2 separate regions of the Homo sapiens genome follow, and region 2 is linked to region 1. A link is a loop called in an ENCODE intact Hi-C map of the cell type or tissue named here. Cell type or tissue: Caco-2. All regions are shown on one strand. Links, peaks and the distances in the headings refer to the core of each region. The heading gives the core; the rest is flanking DNA.

Region 1 (4,388 bases), core at 296-4,295:
ATACGTGAAAACCGTAATTTCCAAATTCTGAGGAAAAAAATATAGGAGAATGTCTTTATGACCTTGGGAAAAGGAATGATTAAATAAGACACAAAAAGCATAAATCAGAGACATGATATATTTGACTAAAATGAAACCTAAATTGCTGTTCAGCAAAGTACAGTACAAACATAATAAAAAGATACATGGGAAACTGGGAGAAGATTTTGCAGTATACACAATGAACATAGAACTTGTATCCAGAATATTAAAAAATAAAAAAAGAAAAAGGAAAACAATAGTAAAATATCCAAAGTATATGAATAAGTGCTCATAGAAGAGGAATCACAAATGGTGAATTAACATGTGAACTGCACAACCGCATTAGTAACTGGGGACGTGCACATTACAACCGCAACGGGTGCTATTTCCCGTCCATTGGAATGGAAAACATTTTATAGTCTGACAATACCAAACGCTGGCAAGAAATGGAGCAAGGAACTCTCAAATACTACTGTTAGAATATAAATTAATACGATCACTTTGGAAAACAATTTGACCATGACTATTAAAGATGAAGGTAAACATAGCCTATGACCCAGCACTCCTGTGCAGATACATCTTGCTGAGAAATTGTGGAACATGTAAATAGGGAGGTGTGTGTGAGAATACTTAGAGTAGCAGCAGAGTTTCTGATATGAAAAAATTGGAAACTCCCTCAATGTTAATAAACAAGAGCTTGGGTAAATTGCGGCATATTCACAAAAGAGAATATTGTAGAGCATTTAATGCATAAAACCTGCACGTATCCATATGAATAAATCTCAAAACCAATGTTGAATAGAAGGTGCAAGTGGCAGGTGGCAGAAGTATTCATTCTGTGCTGGCAGAATGAATGTCACTTATGCAAAACAGGTTCTGCCCGCACATGGCCCACATCTGGGCATGTAGCTGATGCCCAGAAGTGGTAAACTAACCTGAGAAGGACTGCCATCACTACCTTCACTGTGGACAGGGACAAGAGTATTTTACCCTTATTTTACAGGCTAAATGGAAGCCCAGGGGAAGGAGATTTTCTTTTCTTTTCTTTTCTTTTCTTTTTTCTTTTCTTTTTTTATTTTACTTTAAGTTTCGGATACATGTGCAGAACGTGCAGGTTTGTTACATAGGTATGGTGTGCCATGGTGGTTTGCTGCACCTATCAACCCATGATCTAGGTTTTAAGCCCTACATGCATTAGGTATTTGTCCTAATGCTCTCCCTCCCCTTGCCCCCTACCCTCCGACAGACCTTGGTGTGTGTTGTTCCCCTCCCTGTGTCCATGTGTTCTCATTGTGCAACTCCCACTTATGAGTGAGAACATACGGTGGTTAGGTTTTCTGTTCCTGTGTTAGTTTGCTGAAGATCATGGCTTCCAGCTTTATCCATGTCCCTGCAAAGGACACAATCTCATTCTTTTTATGGCTGCATAGTATTCCATGGTGTATATGTACTACGTTTTCTTTATCCAGTCTATCATTGATGGGGCTATTTAGGTTGGTTCTATGTCTTTGCTATTGTAAATAGTGCTGCAATAAACATACGTGGCATGTGTCTTTTTTTTTTTTTGAGACAGTCTCACTCTGTCACCCAGGCTGGAGTGCAGTAGCACAGTCTCGGCTCACTGCAACCTCCACCTCTTGGTTCCTCCTGAAGACTGTAGGGGGTACTTGGGGTCACTGAGGAAACAGAGAGCCAGCCTTGTCATCCCCTCTGCTTTTCGGCACATCCCCATCACAGAGTTGTCCACGTTTGCTAAGGTGGGAGGGAGGGCCATTTCCTGGGATGGTGATTGATAAAGGCCCCAGCCCACAGCCTAACTTTTGAAACAGCCCAGCTCATTAAAAAAGACTACACAAAAGTGTCCCAAGGGGCTTGGAGTGATATCCAGGCACCAAAGGACAAATAGGACAAGAGGGGATTTCTCCAGGAATTCAGGTTCCATGAGGGTGAAGAGTTCAGTTCTGCCCCATGGCCACCGGCAAGGTGCCAAGACCCTAGAGCCCCAAGACGGCACCCCCTGGAAAGCAGGCCCCCACAAAGCCTCCCAGATTCTAGGACCCAAGGAGAGCACCAACAGGGGCCGGACCTCCAGGAATTTGGGGGTACCTCAGGATAACCAGTACACAAGATGGATAGAGAAACCTCAATACCTCAGTATGTCCTGAGATCGTGGCCCTCATGCCATTAATGGGAACTCCATTAATAACCAAGAATTCACTTCCTGCCATGCTGCAGGGTAAGCACTTGGCATTTCATTTAACTTCACTTTGGGAACTGAGGTCCATGCAGGTCACATGTGTCTTTTACACTAGAGCACTGGGTACATCTTTGTATTAAGAGGTCAGGAAATGTTTGCTGCCTGAGTGAATGAGTGAATAAAGGAATGAATGAAGGAGCCCGTGATGGGGCTGTGTTCTGAGGAGGCGAGTGTCTTGTAACCTCTGCCAGCCTTCACTCACCTTTTTTCCCTGTAGTTCCCCAGCCGATTACCCAGCACATGCTTCCAATGGATGGCTTGAATTTGATGTTAGGGAGGCAGACAGGCTGGACGAAGGGGGACCACGAGATGGAGTCCCTGAGCTTTAGGAGGGCAATGTCCTGAGACATGAGATTGCTGAAATCCTTATGAATCACCATGCGAGTGAGCGGGAGCTGAGTGCTATTTTCTGGGCGCTGGTGGACTCCCACCATCACGGAGTACAGGCTGAGGTCCTTGAATCTGCAGGACCATGGGTAGGAGGCAGGTCGCCAATGGTAAGGCCATAAGTAAAGGAGGAGACAGGCCCTGAGCTCAGGACCACCCAGCCAGGCCCCCTGCTCCCAGATCCCTAGATTCACCAGGGACTCCCCAGGCCAGAAAGCAAAGTCCCCAGCCCCCGCTGACTGACCTCTGCAAGCAGTGCGCAGCCGTGAGGACCCACTGGTGGTGGATGAGGGAGCCACTGCAGATGTACGTGCCCAGGAAAAGGATGCTCACCTGCCATGGCCACTTGCCTACCTCTACCAGCTTCCCCTTCACCACCCTGCAGGACACGTTGGTCTGACCGCAGGCCCGGAGCCAGGGCCCTGAGGAAAGAGGATCTCAGGCAGCAAAGGGCAACCCTCACACCCCTGGACACAGCAGATTTGAGACAGAGAGAGCTGCCTTCCAGCCCTGTCATAAGCAGCCACTGCCACATGCACATGTGAGAAGGGGCTTTTCCCACTGCCTCAAAACTGGCAACCAGCCGGGCGCAGTGGCTCACACCTATAATTGCAGCACTTTGGGAGGCCAAGGTGGGGGGATCGCTTGAGGTCAGGAGTTCAAGACCTGCATGGCCAATATGATGAAACCCCATCTCTACTAAAAATACAAAAATTAGCCTGGCGTGGTGGCACGTGCCTGTAATCCCAGCTGCTCAGGAGGCTGAGGCAGGAGAATCGCTTGAACCTGGGAGGTGGAGGTTGCAGTGAGCCGAGATCGTGCCACAGCACTCCAGGCTGGGCGACGGAGCCAGACTCTATCTCAAAAAAAAAAAAAAAAAAAAAAAAAGGCAACCAAAGGCCAGGGTCAGCAGGTACCCCACATTCTAGAGTTCCCAAACAATGAGGACCAGACAACTCCTCCTGGGCTTGTTGTAAGCCATCACCCAGGACTCATCCTTGCCCGTAGTTTACACAAACAGATGGTTGGGGGAGAGAAGCAGAAGAGAGAATCACCACAGGGGCGAGCTGTCAGCCAGGGGATAGGTGATGGGGCACAAGTCGGCCAGGCTGCCTGTCCCCAGTGAAGAGTAATGTCACACTGCACTGCTCTAGGGGCCACCCATGCCCCTGGAGGTGCAGTCCTTGTGACCGTGTAGGGAAGTGAGTAGAGATGTGTGTCCATTCCCTCCTTGACTCTCACTGGCCCCAGCAGCAGGGGTGAGAAGAGAGCAGGCTGCACTGAACCAGGTGTGAGATGGAGATTTTAAACAGGCCCAGTCTGGATTGCTACAGGTATTTACTAACTAAACATCATAAAGGATAAGAAAGGGAGAAAGTCACACCAGTAATCACAGAGCTTTGGAAAGCCCAGGAGGGAGGATGGCTTGAGGCCAGGAGTTCAAGGCCAGCCTGAGCAACATAGCGAGATCTTATTTCTACAAAAGCAAAATTAATCAGGTGTGGTGGTGCACACCTGTAGTCCCAGCTACTCAGGAGACTGAGGCGGGAGGATCACTTGAGCCCAGGAGTTCAAGGCTACAGTGAACTAGGATTGCACCCTCCATTCCAGCCTGGGTGACAGAGCAAGACCCTGTCTCTAAAAAAATTTTAATCTTTTTTTTTTAAATATGGAACGCTTCACGAATTTGCATGTCATCCTTTTTTCACCCCCAAAGAGTCTA
Region 2 (4,388 bases), core at 230-4,229, 160 kb after region 1:
TCCCACCCCCAGCCAGCACCAGAGTGCCCAGCCCAACCCAGGCCGCATGCCAACAGTTCCTCCATCCTCTCTTTCTCTCTCTTGGGATTGTAAGGAGGGGAGGCATTGAGGCACTCACCGTTCACTGGGGACAGCATTGACTGGGGAGCTGGGCCAAGATGGAAACTGGTGACTCCCAAGACCCCCCAGGGTGCCAGGACTTGAAGGACTCCAGGCTGGGTTTGTCTCCCCACAGTTCACCACTCCTTATCCACCCCCTGCCCCCGACTCATGTCCCCAGCAGGCAGCCAGGATCCTGTGTGGATCCATCCTGGGACATTCCATTCCAGTCCCATGTACCCCTGGGGAAAGGACTGGACAGAGAATATCAGTGACTGCAGCCTACAGGGTTACTGGCGGGCAGGCAGGAGAGAGCCCCTGCTTTTTCCCTTCGATCAGGCAGGCCCTACCCCTCAGAGCCACAGCTTCCCATCTGTAAGGTGTGAGCTCCATAGAGCAGATTCCCCACATGCAGGGGAAATCCCACCTTCCCTCTAGAGTCAGGGCCTTTTGAAAGGGGGTAGTCCCTCTGGGAAATTGGGATGTCTCTGGGACCTGCTGCTGCGCCGGAAAGTCCTGCCTGTGGTCTGACCTTCGGCTTGGCAGGTGGATGCAGATGACGTCATGACTAAAGAGGAACAGATCTTCCTGCTGCACCGTGCTCAGGCCCAGTGCGAAAAACGGCTCAAGGAGGTCCTGCAGAGGCCAGGTGGGGGTCAAAGGAAGAGGGTCTGGGGATGAGGTCAGGTGAGGGAGGGGCCAGTCAAGGGCGGGACCCAGGATACAGAGCCAGGTGAAGGCTCTCTGTGGGGGCGGACTTAGGTAAAGGGGGCCAGGCCAAAGTGAGAACCAAAGTGGGGTGCGTGGTGCAAGAGTGGAGTCAGCAGGCTCGGGCATCCATGGCTTGTCCTAAGTCTCGAGCTCAGGTCCCTGTGTTGCCCACAACCAGCACTCAGACTGATAGCTGTCGGGTTAATCTCATCAACTGAAGAGGCCCAGACCCCAACTGACTGAAGGAGAGGAGCCGCTTCCTCCCCTGACAAGCCCTTAGGGTTCTGCAGGGGTTGAGGCTGGTGATCGCCCAGAACACAAGCACACAATGACAAACACACTCTGTGGCACACAGATTTTGCTCACACTCACAGAGACTCACATGGTCTCTGCAGTCACAGCCCCACCGATGCCAGCCCCAACAGTGGCTCCCAGTCACATCGAGATCTGGGGGGTCAGATGGGCCCCCTCATTCTGGGTCCTGAACCCAGCCCCTCTTCTTAATTGTGAAAGCCTGGAGGAGCCTCTCTTTGCCCCTCATCATCCACCATGGAGCCTCTCGCTTCCTACTGTACCCCACCCTGCTACCCACATCCCCACACTGAGGCCCGAGGGTGGAGGCAGGAAAATGAGCACAGTCATTCTCATCCCAGTCCAGGCTGCTTGGACTCAGCTTCCCATCATTGCCACAGACCCGACATGTAAGGACCAGGGGGGCCTAGCTTGGGCGGTGGCTGAAGGAATACAAGTCAGAAAATGAGGAAGACTTTGTGGCTAGGAAGAAAGACCTCTCCAGCCTGGGCAACATAGTGAGACCCCATCTCTAAAAAAAAAATTTAAAAATTAGCGAGGTATGGTGGTGCACACCTGTAGTCCCAGCTATAGGGGAGGCTAAGGTGGGAGGATCACTTGAGCACAGGAATTTGAGGCTGCAGTAATTTGTGATCATGTCACTGCACTCCAGGCTGGGCGATAGAGGGAGACCTTGTCTCAAAAAAAAAAACAAAAAAAACAAACAAACAAAAAAAAAAAACGTCCAGCATCTCTCCAATGAGAAGAGAGGCCAGGCTCCATCTCAGATTAGGCATCTCAACGGCCACTGTGGAAGCTGTGAACCACATACTTGAGGATCCAGGGCAGGGGATGGGGTGGTCTTCTCTGTCCACTCTTGACTGTACCACCTTGCTCTTGTCTTCTCACCACCAGCTTCTTTACCTGCACAGCACTCAGGCCAGACTTAATTTTCGCTATGTAACCTGTCCATTGACATCACCCACTCTGTCTGCTTTCACCGTGCGCCCCCTGGTGGGGCCTTCACTGCTGCGTGGCCTTGGCCCCCACCCACTCCTGACTCCTGGGTGGGAGGATACCACCTCTGCTCTGTCTTGCCCAGTTTAGTGCTCACCCCACTAGCTGATCCTGCACTCCCATTCCAACCCTGGGGGACAATCTCCACCTCCTCTTATTACTTCACCTGGCAAGCACTTTACACTTTGTTAAACACCTCCTCACCCATCGTCTCAGATCTCCCAACAGCCTAGGTGTCACCAGGGCAGGAGACAACCCCCCCATTGTACAAAGGGGGAGTCTGAGGCCAAAGAGTACCCTGGGTCTCCTGTTGTAGCACAGCTGACAGCCATCATTACCACCCTGGTTTCTCCAGCCAGCATAATGGAATCAGACAAGGGATGGACATCTGCGTCCACATCAGGGAAGCCCAGGAAAGATAAGGCATCTGGGAAGCTCTACCCTGAGTCTGAGGAGGACAAGGAGGCACCCACTGGCAGCAGGTACCGAGGTACGTCTCTGCTTCCATGCATCCAGCTGGCATGGGCTTGGATCCACCCACCCCCATTGCACTGTCCCTCTGATGTGAGCTCATGCTTCTTGGCTCTTATAGAAAGTAAAAGGCTGCAGCCACATCCCCAGGCAAGGGGCTGGGAGAAGACAGAGTGTAGTGGGAAGGAAGGGGAGCTAGATGGCTCAGGCCTCAGAAAGAGATGAACAGAGAACTCTCCAGCACCACACCAAGAGTGGACCCAGGGCTACGGTCCCACCCATGGAGAGAAAGAGAGATGACAGAGAACCCTGGGGGACAGAGAGGCAGGGAGAGATACACAAAGACAGACAGATAGTGACAGAGAAAGACGGGGAGAGGCATGGAGACAGAGATCAACAGAGGCAGGGAGAGACAGTCACAGAGATAGAGGGGACCAGGAGGCACACACTGAAGTCTGGGCTCAGTGTGTCAGAGGAGGTACATGGGGACACATAGTGGATAGGGCCACAGAAATAGAGAAGGAGAGGAGGGCAGTGGCAGAGGGTGGGGCCAGAGGCAGTGGGACAAGGAGGGGAGAAGAGAAGGGAGGGAAGCAGATGAGGAAAGGCAGACAGAGCCCAGGCTTTGGCCACAGGGCCGGTTTCAGCCGGCCGGGTGGGCAGCAGATTCCAGATGGGCCACATCTGGGAGGCTGTGGTCACCCTGTGGCTCCCTGGGGACCAGAGGGAATTGTGGGCCTGGCTGGGTGGGGCTGGGAATATGGCGCCCAGGACAGAGAGCCTTTCACCAAGCCAGGGCGGGTCCAGCCATCAAGGCAGCCTTCCAGGGTGGCTGGAGAGTCCTGTGGTTGGAGCCCTACAGAGGGAGAGAAGGGGGCTGCAAGCTGGGAGTGGAATGTGGAAGATACAGAGGCTGGGGACCCTCCAAGGTCACTTAGCCTCCCTGCAGTGAGGCTGGGGCTCCAAAGTGGGATGTCACCCTACTTTGAATCCCACCATTAGCACTTAGATTTGGGGAATCGATCTCCCCCAGCAGTGGCCGTGGGAGTCTCACAGCAGGTACTCAGGGCAGGCATTGAGTGGTGGTAGAAGCATGGGCCAATGTGGTTAATCCCAACTTCCCAATGAGGAAATGGAAATAGAAAGACTTGGGACACCTGCGTGAGGTCAGCAGCTCCTTGGAGTCCAGCTGGCACTAGAAACCAGACCTCCTGCCTCCTGTCCATGATCCCAGGGGAAGGGGCACACAGGGAGCCTCCCAGCTGAGGGAGAGTTAGTCTGGGTACTTGCCCTTCTTCAGAGACACCTGGAAGGTGGTTCCAAGAGCAGAGAGAAAGGCGAGAGGCCTGGCCTGGGGCTGAGCACTTGAAGAGGACAGGGCCCTGTGTTGTATGACCTCAGCAAGTTGCCTACCTCTCTTGGCCTCTGTCAGCCCATCTGGAAAATGGGGCCAGTGCCAGTACCTGTATCGCAGAGGCCATAGTAAATTCTATGAGGTGGGTACAGCCCACAGAAATACATTTTCTCCAGAGTGCTCCAAAGCCTGAATTTTCCTGCTTGGGGCACACCTGTCCCTGCAGGAACCAACAACCACTGATGGGCCGGGTGCAGTGGCTCATGCCTGTAATCCCAGCACTTTGGGAGGCCGAGGCAGGCAGATCACCTGAGGTCAGGAGTTTGAGACCAGCCTGACCAACATGGAGAAACCCCATCTCTACTAAAAATACAAAATTAGCCAGGCATGGTGGCGCATGCCTGTAATCCCAGCTACTCGGGAGGCTGAGGCAGGAGAATCGCTT

Evidence for each region. Hi-C counts contacts between places; a loop is a spot of excess contacts. Peaks named below come from ENCODE experiments on the same cell type or tissue, not always from the same donor. Only the 100,000 strongest peaks of a DNase experiment are listed, where the experiment ranks them.
Region 2: a loop joins it to region 1, with 15 times the contacts of the local background. A loop is called at or near these places in 1 of 110 quality-filtered maps.

The regions. Positions count from the first base shown.
Region 1 is chr3:46,731,156-46,735,543 of GRCh38, forward strand. It overlaps the pseudogene PRSS46P. Among named protein-coding and RNA genes, the nearest start is that of PRSS50, 15 kb to the left of the region's middle. In Caco-2, for the core only: no CTCF peak of the experiment used is centred there; a DNase peak (open chromatin) is centred at 2,605.
Region 2 is chr3:46,893,262-46,897,649 of GRCh38, forward strand. It overlaps PTH1R (parathyroid hormone 1 receptor), which reads left to right. Exons shown (of 16, transcript NM_000316.3): 4 at 646-748; 5 at 2,474-2,608. Among named protein-coding and RNA genes, the nearest start is that of PTH1R, 18 kb to the left of the region's middle. In Caco-2, for the core only: a CTCF peak has its summit at 2,126 (motif pointing left); a DNase peak (open chromatin) is centred at 2,100.